2 separate regions of the Homo sapiens genome follow, and region 2 is linked to region 1. A link is a contact called in ENCODE Hi-C data. All regions are on one chromosome and are shown on one strand. The core of a region is the stretch at or near the end of the contact, and the rest is flanking DNA. Distances in the headings are between cores, read along the strand shown.

Region 1 (6,380 bases), core at 3,139-5,638:
ATCAGCAAATTGAATCCAACAATTTATAAAGAGAATTACACACCATGACCAAGTAGGATTTATCCCAGGCAAGCAAGGCTGGTTCAACATTTGAAAAATCAACTAATGTAATCAATTGTTATCAATAGACTAAAGAGAGAAAAAAAATCAAATAATTCTAACAATAGATGTAGACAAAGCATTTGACAAAATCCAAACCTATTTATGATAAAATATCTCAGTAAACAAGGAACTGAAGAGAATTTCCTCAACTTAATAAAGAACATCAACAAAAACCCTACAGCCAATTTCATACTAAGATCAGGAACACAAAAAGGATGCTCCCTCTCACCACTCCTTTTCAACACTATACTGGAAGTTCTAACTAATGCAGTAAGACAAGAAAAAGAAATAAAAAGTATACTGATTGGAAAGGAAGAAATAAAACTATAAAACTATCTTTGTTTGTAGATGATATGATTGTCCATGTAGAAAATCCAAAAGAATCAACAAAAAACTCCTGGAACCAATAATGATTATAGCCAGATTGAAGAATACAAAGTTAATATACAAAAGTCAGTTGTTTTCCTATACACCAGCAATGAACAAATGGAATTTAAAAATAAAAACAATACCATCTATGTTATCATTCCCCCAAATGAAATATTTACATATAAATCTCACAAAATATGTACAAGATCTATATAAGTAGAACTACAAAACCGTTGTGAAAAAAATCAAGAACTAAATACATATAGAGATATACCGTATTCATGGATAGAAAGACTCAGTATTTGTCAAGATGTCTTTCCAAACTCGATCTATATATTCAACGCAACCTTAATCAAAATCCCAGCAAGTTATTTATGGATATCGACAAACTCATTCTAAAGTTTATATGGAGAGGCAAAAGACCCAGGCAAAAGACCCAAGCAAAAGGCTAACACAATATTGAAGAAAAAGAACGAAGTCAGAAGACTGACACTACCCAATTTCAAGACTTACTATAAAGCTGAAGTAATCAAGACAATGTGGAATTGGCAAAACATCAATGGAACAGACAAATAGATCAATGGAACAGAACAGACAGCCCAGAGCAGACCCGCACAAATACAGCCAACTGATCTTTGACAAAGAAGCAAAGGCAATAAAATGGAGCAAAGACAGTTTTCAACAAATGGTGCTAGAAAAACTAGACATGCAAAACAGTGAATCTAGACACAAACCTTACGATCTTCACAAAAATGAATCCAAAATGGACTGTAGACCTAAATGTAAAAGGCAAAACTATGAAACTCCTTGAAGATAATATAGAAGAAAATATAGGTAACCTTGGCTACACAGATAACTTTCTTGATGCAACACCATGATGCATGGACATGATCCATGAAAAAAAGAGCTGATAAGCTGAACTTCATTAAAATAAAAAACTTTTGCTCTGTCCCCCACCTCCCCAAACTAAAACAAACAAACAAACAAACAAAAAACAAACAAAACCAAACCACACACTGCCAATAGAATAAAAAGACAAGTAACAGACTGGGAGAAAGTATTTACAAAAGACATATATGATAATATATGCCTATATTATCCAATATAGGCAACAAACTCTTAAACTTAACAATAACAAAATGAATAACCCAATGGGCAAAAGACTTGAGCATACACCTCGCCAAAGAAGATATTCAGATGGTAAATAAGCATAGGAGAAGATGCTCCACTTCATGTGTCATTAGGAAATTACAAATTAAAACAATGAGATACCACTACACACCTATTAAAATGGCCAAAATACAAGGAGGTAACTGATAACACCCAATGCCATTCAGGATATGAAGCAACAGGAACTTTTTATTCATTGCTGGTAGGAATGCATAGTGGTCCAGCCACTTTGAGAGACAGTTTGGCAGTTTCTTACAAAACTAAATATACCATTACCATAAGATCCAGCAATTACACTACTGATATTTACCCAAATGAGGTGAAGAGTTATGTTCATATAAAAACCCGCACATGGATGTTTATAGCAGTTGTATTCATAATTGCCAAAACTTGAAAGCAAGCAAAATGTCCTTTAGTAGGTGAACGGATAAACTATGGTATATCCAGACACTGAAATATTATCCAGCCTTAAAAAGAAGTGAGTTAGCAACTGTGAAAAGACATAGCAGAACATTAAATGCATATTGCTAAGTGAAAGGTGCCAATCTCAAAAGGCTATCCCCTGTATCATTCCAACTATAGGACATTCTGGAAAAGGTAAAACTATGAAAATGGTAAAAAGTTTAGTGGTTACCAGGGGTTAGGAGAGAGGGAGGGATGAAGAAGCAGAACACAGAGGATTTTTAGTGCAGTAAAACTATTCTGTAAGATACTATAATGGTAGATTCATGTCATTATACATTTGTCCAAAATCATGGAAATGTACACCACCAAGAGTGAGCCCTAATGTAAACTATGGACTTTGATGATGATGTGTCAATGAAGGTTCACTGACCGTTAACAAATATACCACTCCGTTGCAGAATGCTGATGGTGAGGGAGGCCGTGCATGTGTGGAGGCAGAAGGTTTGTGGAAAATCTTTATACCTTTGACCTATTTTGTTGTGAACCTAAAACTACTCTAAAAAGTAAAGTCTACTAAAAATGTTTAAAAACCAAAACTGTTCCTGGAGTGAAGCCAGGCAGGATAAGCAGCCAGATCTCCGTAATGCTCTACATAACCTGGTCACCTGTCTGGAGAGAGCCCCCCCAGACCAGCCTGGACAGTTCAACTGAGCTACTGAACCCAAGATGCCCATTGGGCTAAAGGTGGGGGTGGGGTGAGGTGGTGGCAGGGTGGCTTTCTCAGGACAAAAACAAACAAGAAAACTCCAGCGCAGCCAGGCCATGGCACCGACTTGACTAATGGAGTTATCACTAATAACTCTGATCCGCGGGCTGATCAGAGACCAGGCAACAGCACTGTGCCCAGAATTCTGTCCCCACTACCCTGCCTCATTGCATCAGCTGCCCTTTGATGCTCATTCACCACACCTGCTCCACCCACCAAACCCATGAAAGCTGTCTTCTGCCTCTCTGTGAAGTGACGGAAAAGAGAATAAAAGAGCCAAGTTGAGAATTTCTTGAGAAGGGCAACTAACTTGTCTACATAACTTGACCACTAGCTCCCTCTGGTGTTGAAATGCCAGACCTGTCTGTCCTGACAAAACAACTTGGGCTGGCAGGTCGGCAAAGGGGGTATCTTTTTTTGGTTTTGGTTTTGAGGACTTTGCCTTTTATTTTTAAAAAGTCTGCTATTTCCCCTGAGTTATGTACTCATCTTAATATGTAAAAAAAATCTCAATCACACATCAGTTAGCATGCACGATGTGAGATAGTGACTTTGAAAGTGCTTTGAAAAGTCTGGAAATGCCAGGGCAAAGTGGTGAGGAAGGGGAGCTCCAGTTACTCTGGGCAGCCATAACGGGAGCAAGATGGGCTCCTGGAGGCTGCAGGTGTCACTGGGAGGCCACAGACCAGCAAAGGACAGTGGGCGTCCCTGTTGGAACCAAAAGAAACCTGAGATGCATTTGCATTAATGTGGCCAAATGAACCACCCACCCCCACCCCTCACAACACTACTGGGGAGCACCAAGGCCAAAGGCCGTGAGCCCCTGCTGCCAATCCACTCCCAGCCCTAGGCTGCCCTTTAAGGCTTCTCTTTCCAGAATGCCTCTCAGTGCTCACTTTCACTGGTTTCATTTGGATAAAGTTGTACCGGGAAGAAATAGATCTGCTTTGCCAGGGGCTCTTACAAAAAGAGAAGCGCTCTTCTACTACTACCCAGCTATTCACCACACATTTGTTGAGGACCTACTATGTGCTGGGTGGTGCAGCAGCAGCAGTGTTGTCTGGGGACACACTGGGGTTCAGGCACTCTGACTTTCACCTTCTATCACACATCCTACCGTCATTTGGAGAGACTTGGTTTCCATGTTTCCACCCTTTTTATAGCTGAGATTGAAGCAAAAGGCAGGCCAGGCTCCTGGGAATTCCTCCAAAGCAAGCAGACAACCTTCTGGGAATGGTGACAGAGCCACTCCTAAGGAGGGGCCCAGGCCCATGTATGCTGCAGGAATTTCTTTATGTTGGGGTAATTTGGCCCTTGAGGGTGAGCCAGGGCAATGGTTTGATTTCATAACAGGTTCCAGTCATGCCAAGCTCAGAGACAGAGAGCAAATATTTGCAAATGGGAAATTGTGTGCTTGTGCAATGGAAGTTGGCAGGGGTGTGAGAGTGAACGACCGCAAAGTCGTTCACGCAGAATGAGGAGAAAGGAGGTAAGAGGGATGCCCCCCTGGGGTCATGCTGGGCCAAATGTCATCACCAGAAAGAGATTTTGGAGTCCTGATCACACCAGAACCGTGACTCAGAGCTTTCCGGGGACCACGATCGGCCGCTTGTCTGCTACCCAGCATTCCTCAGATCAAAGCTCAGACTGAATTTTCAGCCAATCTGCCACGTGTACAGGGGACATTCTCATGGTCCCCAGGCATTGTGGATGTTACTGCAAAGGATTCTGAGTCAACCAAAGCACTCCTGTGGCATTCTTTCTCCCTACACCCCTTTCCAGGCCCTCTCTTGCCTGTAAATTGCTCACACTTATTTCTGACTCAATGCCTGAATTATCGCCTATGATTTCACTTATTATGTTCAATGACCAAGCACAGTGCAAGTTTCTAGAGAACTAAAGTAATGTTTTATCTCCAGGTTCACCACGACGCCTTGCACAAATCAGGACAACATGCTTTTCAGTTATTCTAACTCTACGGAAAGTAGTAGTACTACAGTGGCATAAATGACACCTCTCAGACCAGACCCAATAGATAACAGGGAACTAGAATCCCAAGCTCACCATGCAAGCCACACAAATTAAACGTCAATGAAAAGGAAGGTAAAGCAGTCCATTAACATGGCTTGACTTTAAAGCAAACAAGTAAAAGTGCCCTTATGTAATTCCCTCCTTGTATAATTCAACCACAAAAAGACAAGGGTTTAAAGTGATTGTTTGATTTCTGTGGGCCTTTCTTTCATAATTATTCACACATATGCATGAAAAGGTATGTATGAGGATGTCTGTGACAGCATAAATTAAAATGGCGACAACACACAAACCAGTAAACATCCATCAAGAGGGCAACATTTTAAACAATCTACGGAACATCCACAATGTGGACTCTTTCTAGTAAGTAAAGTAGATGTCTGTACACTGCCTTGGAAATACTCCAAGACATACTGTAGAAAAGCAAATTATATAACTATGCACGGAGGATTGAATTAACAAATATTTATTGGATGTCAGTGTGCAGGCACTGTTCTAGATGCTGGGTAAACAGAGAATAAAACAGACAAAAAAAAATCTCTGTCCTCATGGACCTTGTATTTGGATTGGGAGAGACAGAAATTAACATTATAAGGTCTGGCGTGGTGGCTCATGCCTGTAATCCCAGCACGTTGGGAGGCTGAGGTAGGTGGATCACTTGAGGTTGGGAGCTAAAGACCACCCTGGCCAACATGATGAAACCCCATCTCTACTAAAAATGTAAAAATTTGCCGGGCGTGGTGGCAGGTGCCTGTAATCCCAGCTACTTGGGAGGCTGAGGCAGGAAGATCACTTGAACCCAGGAGGCAGAGGTTGCAGTGAGCTGAGATTGCACCGCTGCACTCCAGCCTGGGTGACAAAGTGAGACTCTGTCAAAAAAAAAAAAGAAGAAAGAAAGAAAGGAAGAAAGAAAGAAACTAACATTATACAAGTAATTTAGACTGGGTGCAGTGGCTCACACCTGTAATCCCAGCACTTTGGGAGGCTGAGGAGGACGGATCACTTGAGGTCAGGAGTTTGAGACCAGCCTGGCCAACATGGTGAAACCCTGTCTCTATTAAAAATACAAAAATTAGCCTAGTGTGGTGGCATGCACCTATAGTCCCAGCTACTCCAGAGGCTGAGGCAGGAGAATTGCTTGAACCTGGGAGGTGAAAGTTGCAGTGAGCTGAGAGCCGAGATCATGTCACTGCACTCCAGCCTGGGCAACAGAGCGAGACTCCATCTCAAAAAAAAAAAAAAGAAAGTAATTTAGAATATTAGAAGATGATAAGTGCTATGTTAGAAAAAAAAGCAGAGGAAGTAAGAGACGAGAGACAAGAGCTTGAGAGCTACCCAGTGGTCAGGGTAGACCCCATAGACAAGACGATTGCATTTGTGAGGAGGCGAAGGGGATGTGGATGGGGAGGTGCAGGTGTGCCAGGCAGCCCCTAAGCTGCCTCCTGATTGCCCCTGCCTCATAGTGTTCATGCTTTTATGTAACTCCCTCCCTTGGAGAGGACTGGACGTAGTGATTCTCTTCTAATGAACAGAAAAC
Region 2 (6,860 bases), core at 172-2,671, 1.3 Mb before region 1:
AGAAGAGCCTAGAAGACAGAGATGGGGCAAGGAGGGGTCTCACAGCTGCCCAACACCAGCCAGCACATAATTTGGGCCAAGATTTGGTTAACTGTGGATTGGGACAAGGTGAAAGAAAACATGGCTCACAAAGGAAGTCCAATGGCACCCATGAGGCAAATGTACGCTGGGCTCAGTTACAGATATGGGGAGGAGCAAGTTTGGAAGTCGCAACTGTCACCATCAGGGAGAGCTGGGGCCACAGCTGGGAGACAGGACCTCTAGTCAGAGCTGCTGGTGCTTCAGGGATGGAAGACTCAGACGCTACAGGCTTGACCTGCCTTCAAGGTATGAATGATGGCAGGTATGCTGAGAAGTTTACTTGCCTCCTGCAATGTTTTCCCTACCTGCTCACAGATGCCTGACATTCCTTTTAACAGGGAACAGGCCTTGTATTACAGAGCAAAAGAGCAAGCTTAAAATGGCCATTGGAGGAGAGACTCATATCTGAGAAAGACAGCAAGAGGGGGAGAATGGTGTGTGTGTGTGTGTGTGTGTGTGTTTGTCTAGGATGGTATAATTTTGCTCAAGGCCATGGAAATAAGAAAATTTGGAGGCTGGGCACGGTGGCTCACAGCTGTAATCCCAGTACTTTGGGAGGCTGAGGCAGGCGGATCATTTGAGGTCAGGAGTTTGAGACCAGCCTGGCCAACATGGTGAAACCCCGTCTCTACTAAAAATACAAAAATTAGCCAGGCATGGTAGTGCATGCCTGTAATCCCAGTTACTTGGAAGGCTGAGGCAGGAGAATCACTTGAACCTGGGAGATGGAGGTTACAGTGAGCCGAGATTGAGCTATTACATTCCAGACTGGGTGACAGAGCTAGACTCCATCTCAAAAAAAAAAAAAAAAAAAAAAGAAAGAAAATTTGGGGTCCTGTTGGTGGGGTGGGAGGAGGGACAGCATCAGGAAGAATAGCTAATGGATGCTGGGTTTAATACCTAGGTGATGGGTTGACCTGTGCAGCAAACCACCATGGCACACGTTTACCTATGTAACAAACCTGCACATCCTGCACATGTACCCTCGAACTTAAAATAAATACTGATTAAAAAAGTAAAAAGAAAATTTGCTTTCTCCCCCACATATAGCAGTAGCAGCAGCATTTCAGAATGGCTTTAACTTCTCCCAGCTTTAAGAAGCTGAGGAAAGCAAGGCCTTTCTTCCAGGCAAGAATATGAAAAGGGGGGGGGGGGTTGTTGCTTTGAGGGAAGTTACGCTTATTTTTTTTTTGTCTTTTGTTTTTTTTTTTCCTTTTTCTGGAGAACGGGGTCTCGCTATATTGCCCAGGCAGGTCTCGAACTCCTGGGCTCAAGCTATCCTCCCGCCTCTTAGCCTCCCTGAGAGCTGGGATTACAGGCGTGAGCCACCGCGCCCGGCCTCTTATTCTCGATTGAAATTCTTTCATAGATCTCAAATTGTCGCTCTGAAATGCAGTACTTCCCTCTGCTGGCCATAGGGTTATATAGCTCATCAAAAACAAGGATGACTCCCAAGTCGTCTCCCTCATCTAAGACTAAGGAATTGACTCAGGACATGAGGTGGGAGATAAATCAAATATAGGATGATTTTCCAACCCTCACACCCCCTCAGAAAACATCCTTGAGTGTCTTTTGGCTCTGAATTTAAATAGGTTTATCTAGCTTCTCCAGCCTGTGCTTAGCCAATTAGGTCACATTGGCATGAATGTGCAAAGAACAATGGCTTGGAGCCCCACCCACCCAATTGCAGGACCTTGGCCCCCTCCCAAAACCTCCCTCAGAGATCCTGGAATACTTTCAGGGGGCGGAGGCTCATGATTTGGGGTTTGGGGCCTCACAGAGAGTCCACCATGTTCTTCTTGCTGGCTTCTGTCCCTACACCATCTCTTGGTTAAAAAGCCCCTCAAGGTCTCAAGCCGGGCGCAGTGGCTCATGCCTGTAATCTCAACACTTTGGGAGGCCGAGGTGGGCGGATCACCTGAGGTCAGGAGTTTCGAGACCTCCCTGAGCAACATAGTGAAACCCCATCTCTACCAAAAATGCAAAAATTAGCTGGGCATGGTGGCACATGCCTGTAATCGCAGCTACTTGAGAGGCTGAGGCAGGAGAATCGTTTAAACCTGGGAGGCGGAGATTGCAGTGAGCCGAGACAGCACCACTGCACTCCAGCCTGGGTGACACAGCAAGATTCCATCTCAACAACAGCAACAAAAGCCCTTGAAAGAAATTTCCCGCTGCTCTATTGTCCTGCCTGAGCCAGAGTCTGCTAATTCTCGAGTCTGCCTCGGTTGCAGTCCTGCTAGTGCCAGTTTCTGTGCAGATGTAGGAAAAAGGGCTCCACAAGAGAGGTGGAATTTATTCTGATGTATTTGTATGACCAAATAACAAGTTACATGCTCTCCATTGCATGGTGGTGTGTTTTGGTTAAAAAGCTACCATATCCTAGCAGGGTGGTGGTGATGTGTACCTGTAGTCCCAGCCACTCAGGAGGCTGAGGGAGGAGGATTGCTTGAGCCCAGGAGTTTGAGATCAGTCTGGAAAACATAGTGAGACCCCATCTTTAAAAAAAAAAAAAAAAGCTACCTTGCTTAGGGGGCTTTTTTCATTCTTGTGAAACTGAATTTCCACAAATTGATTCTGAAATCAGAGTGAATACTCTACTAGTATTTTCTATTTCTTTAAGATGTTTTATTTATTTATTTGAGACAGAGTCTCTCTGTCGCCAGGCTGGAGTGCAGTGGTGTGATCTCGGTTCACTGCAACCTCCGACTCCCTGGTTCAAGCGATTCTCCTGCCTCAGCCTCCCGAGTAGCTGGGACTACAGGCACGCGCCACCACGCCCAGCTGATTTTTGTATTTTTAGCAGAGATGGGGGTTTCACCGTGTTAGCCAGGATGTTCTTGATCTCCTGACCTTGTGACCCGCCCACCTCAGCCTCCCAAAGTGCTGGGATTACAGATGCGAGCCACCGTGCCCAGCCAAGATGTTTTATTCAAATTCTACTTTGATTTTATTTGAGGCCTTCAAAACCTTCCATAATGAAGGCTGGATATATCCCTTAGGATGAGAAATAGAGCCTAAAGGAGATGTTCTCAACATGACTCTCCAGTAAACAGTGGTAGTAAGTACTAGGGTCAAACCTCACCTTGGGGAGAAAAAGGGTGTTTATAGGTTTATGGGCCTTTCTCAAAGGCACACTGAAAAACACGAAACACAGGTCTCATTGTAGAGGCTGAGAAGTGGGAGCATATCCAGTTTTTAAAAGCAAATAAAATACAAGTTATTACTTGTGACACAAACAAGCCGGAACCCCAAGACCCAGAGGTGCTTCTTGGCATCTGGAAGAAGCTGATGCGGTGGCAGTGCTCTGAGTCAGGGGATGCTCAAGGATTACTCCGTAGGCCTTCAGTGATGTGTTTAGTGCTGCAGCGGGAAACTTCACCTCTCTTTTAACCCCAGTCTAAGGCCTCAGCTCAGCTCTGATAGGAGCTACTGGAAGCAAGTGACTTCGCAGAGGACCTAAACTGTAAGAAGTTCGCATTGAAAGCTGGAGCCAAGGTCGGTTTCGTGGGTGTGCATCAGGCATAGACAGGGCCTCGTGCTCAGAAGAGCTCTGTTCAAAAGGGTCCTGCACTGGGGGGCTAATGTTCTATGACACTGTCTTAGAATTCTTTTCTGTTTTTTTGAGGTGGGAGGTCTCGCTATGCTTCCCAGGCTGGACTCAAATTCCTGGGCTCAAGTGATTCCCCCGCCTCAGCCTCCTGAGTAGCTGGGACTACAGGTAAGTGCCACTGCACCCACCTTGTCTTGAAATTCTTAATAATTTTTTCGTTGCATTTACACTTTGCAAGTGAAGTCCAATGGGACAATGCAGCATGCACTGAGGGCTTGGAGTCTTGGCCCATGCGTGGTCTGCCTCTCCCTGCTTCCCTGGAACAATTCTCAGCTGCCTGTTCCCCGCTTCCTGGTTCCCCAGGCCCCACCTGACTTCCCCTTCCTTGCTGACCTCTGCCTGCTGTAAGGGCCTAGCTGTGGGCACAGGGAGAATTGGGGTTGAGCTGGTGTGCCCTATGGCATTTTGGGGAGAGGCAGGGTGGCAGCCATCCTTGCCCTGGGCTGGCAGCGCCATGGTGCCTTTGATGAGCAGCAGCAGGACTGGCCTCTCAGCCATCCCCTAGCCAGGTGCTGAGACTGCTTTGGAATGGAGATTTAATCCCCTGGAGGTCTCCCAGCAGCCATGGGTTGGGGCAGCAGGCCTGTGGGAAGGGAAGATTGACGGCCTCACCTCATCCTTGCCCCTGGGCAGATATGGCATGTCAGTCTGGTGGTCTAGCCAGAGGAAGACTCCTGGAGCTGGTGAACTGTGCATGGATATGCAGTCACGGGCAGCCCACCTCCTACTCCTCACCCTCCCTGTGCCTGTGAGGGTCTGCACTCACCCTGTAAGTATCCCTGTGCCCAAGGAAGCATAGCATCAAACAGTAAATAAGAAACACCAAGAGAGGGCAAGACAGAGACCACAGAAGAAAGGAAAAGTTTGTAGTTTAGTGCCTCTAATGGCACTTTTTTCCCTACCCATCTTTTCTTTTCTTCTTTTTTTTTTTCAGGGTCTTGCTTTATTGCCCAGGCTGGAGTACAGTGGCGCAATCACGGCTCACTGCAGCCTCAACCTCTTGGGCCCGAGCAATCTTCCCACCTTGGTCTCCTAAAGTGCTGGGATAACAGGCATGAGCCACCACATCTGGCTGAGGCCCCACATTTTCATTTTGTGCTGAGACTTGTAAATTAGGTAGCTGGTCCTGGCTGTAGCAGATGGTATAGATTCTTTTTCTGGCTCTGTTTTTGTGACATCTCAACTTACTGGGCTCTTATTAAAGGTGATTTAGGTGACTTATCAACTTTTCATGAGTACAGATGAAGAACTCTTCTAGGGCAGGGGTCCCCAACCCTTGGGCCACAGACCAGTACTGGCCTATTAGGAGCCAGGCCGCACAGCAGGAGGTGAGTGGCAGGCAAGCAAATCAAGCTTCATCTGTATTTACAGCCACTCCCCATCACTAGCATTATTGCCTGAGCTTGGCCTCCTGTCAGATCAGTGGCGACCTTGATTGTCATAGGAGCGTGAACCCTCTAGTGAACTGCGCATGGCAGAGATCTAGGTTGCACTCTCCTTGTGAGAATCTAATGCTTGATGATCTGTCACTGTCTCCCATCACTCCGAGATGGGATCGCCTAGTTGCAAGAAAACAAGTTCAAGGCTCTCACTGATTTTGCCTTATGGTGAGTTGTATAATTATTTCATTATATATTACAAAGTAATAATAATAGAAATAAAGTGCACAATAAATGTAATGTACTTGAATCATCCCTAAACTATCCCCTGCCGCCCTAGTCTGTGGAAAAATGGTCTTTCATGAAACTGGTCCCTGTTGCCTAAAAGGTTGGGACTGCTGCTCTAGAAGGTATGGGATTGGGAGGTGGGGGTCACACAGATAGCCACTGACAACCTGAGAATAGTGACATGGGCCTGTAAAAACAGATCAATAGGTATCTGTGGAAGGTATTGATGAATACATGAATGAATGAATGAAACAACAAACTAAGAAAAATGGCATGGCATGCATGAATGTGTGATGGGCTCAAAATATGATCCTCATAGGGATATTTGCCTTAGAAAAAGGAGGCAAAGGCTAAGCTGGAAAAATCTGTGGCAATTGAGAGCCCTTGGGGGCTCTGGGTATGGGTGGGAGGAATCTAAAGTCTCTCTGTAGAGACTGGTCTTGGGCCATCCAATCTTCTCTGCCCGCTACAGCTAAGCCTTTTTCTGCCCACTACAGCTTCCCACATGCTGCTTCAATGTTGATATCTTGAAGAGGTTCCAGCCTGGCATGGTGGCTCACACCTGTAATCCCAGCACTCTGGGAGTTCAAGGTGGGAGGATTGCTTGAGCCCAGGAGTTCAAGAACAGCCTAGGCAACCTAGTGAGACCACATCTCTACAAAAAATTTAAAAATTAGCTCAACGTGGTGGTGTGTGTCCATAGTCCCAGCTACTCAGGAGACTGAGATAGGAGGATCACTGGAGCCCACAGGCTACAGTGAGCAATGATTGTGCCACTGCACTCTAGCCTGGGTGACAGAGCAAGACATTGTCGCCCAGAAAAAACAAAAAGAGAAAATAGAAGAGGTTCTTACTGTACAATAGGACTTTTTTTTTTCTTTTTTGGAGTCAGAGTCTTGCTTTGTCACCCAGGCTGGAGTGCAATCGCACGATCTCAGCTCACTGCAGCCTCCGCCTCCTGGGTTCAAGCGATTCTTCTGCCTCAGCATCCTGAGTAGTTGGGGTTACAGGCATGGGCCAGCACGCCCGGCTAATTTTTATATTTTTAGTAGATGGGGTTTCACCATATTGGCCAGGCTGGTCTTGAACTCCTGATCTCAAGTGATCTACCTGCCTCGGCCTCCCAAAGTGATAGGATCACAGGCGTGAGCCACCTCACCCAGCCACAATAAGAGCTTTTTAATGAGAAGAAGACACAAGTCTTGATTGAGAATTTCTCTTCCTGAGAGGAAGTACCAGCATGTTATGGACCTTAGCTGATTTGTCTTTAAAAATCTCAAGCTGTAATAATTCCCAGTTGCTCAGTGCACAGTGAATGAGGCTGATATTTAAACAGAACGCCTCAAAGGCACCCGCTGTGTCCACACTTTCTCCCTGCCTGTCCTATGCCTCTCCAGGTGATGTCCATCTTCTCCTTGAAGCCCTCTCTGGCTGCTCCAGTCCCTGAGCTTTCCTTCCTGCACTCATACAGCATGAGGAAGGCTCCATCTTTTTCTAGA

The links. A loop is a pair of places that touch in the nucleus more often than their neighbours do. Pooled maps may share reads with other maps.
Region 2: a loop to region 1 is called in a pooled map, with 3 times the contacts of the local background. The contact joins the promoter of BCYRN1 here to the enhancer-like site in region 1. A Hi-C loop is called at or near these places in 1 of 168 maps with a recorded cell type or tissue (K562), 1 of 37 single-sample maps with no recorded cell type and 7 of 50 pooled maps.

What each region holds. Positions count from the first base shown.
Region 1 is chr2:45,990,364-45,996,743 of GRCh38, reverse strand. The region is part of intron 6 of PRKCE (protein kinase C epsilon); the gene reads right to left. Among named protein-coding and RNA genes, the nearest start is that of EPAS1, 300 kb to the left of the region's middle. Within about 2 kb of position 4,388, at least 16 of the 41 ENCODE cell types and tissues checked have a DNase peak (open chromatin) inside an H3K27ac peak, as active enhancers do.
Region 2 is chr2:47,329,876-47,336,735 of GRCh38, reverse strand. It overlaps BCYRN1 (brain cytoplasmic RNA 1), which reads right to left and starts at 1,421. Exons shown (of 1, transcript NR_001568.1): 1 at 1,222-1,421. EPCAM-DT (EPCAM divergent transcript) reads left to right here. Exons shown (of 5, transcript NR_110208.1): 2 at 3,710-3,802; 3 at 4,328-4,463. RefSeq lists an enhancer at 1-63 and a silencer at 1,941-1,990.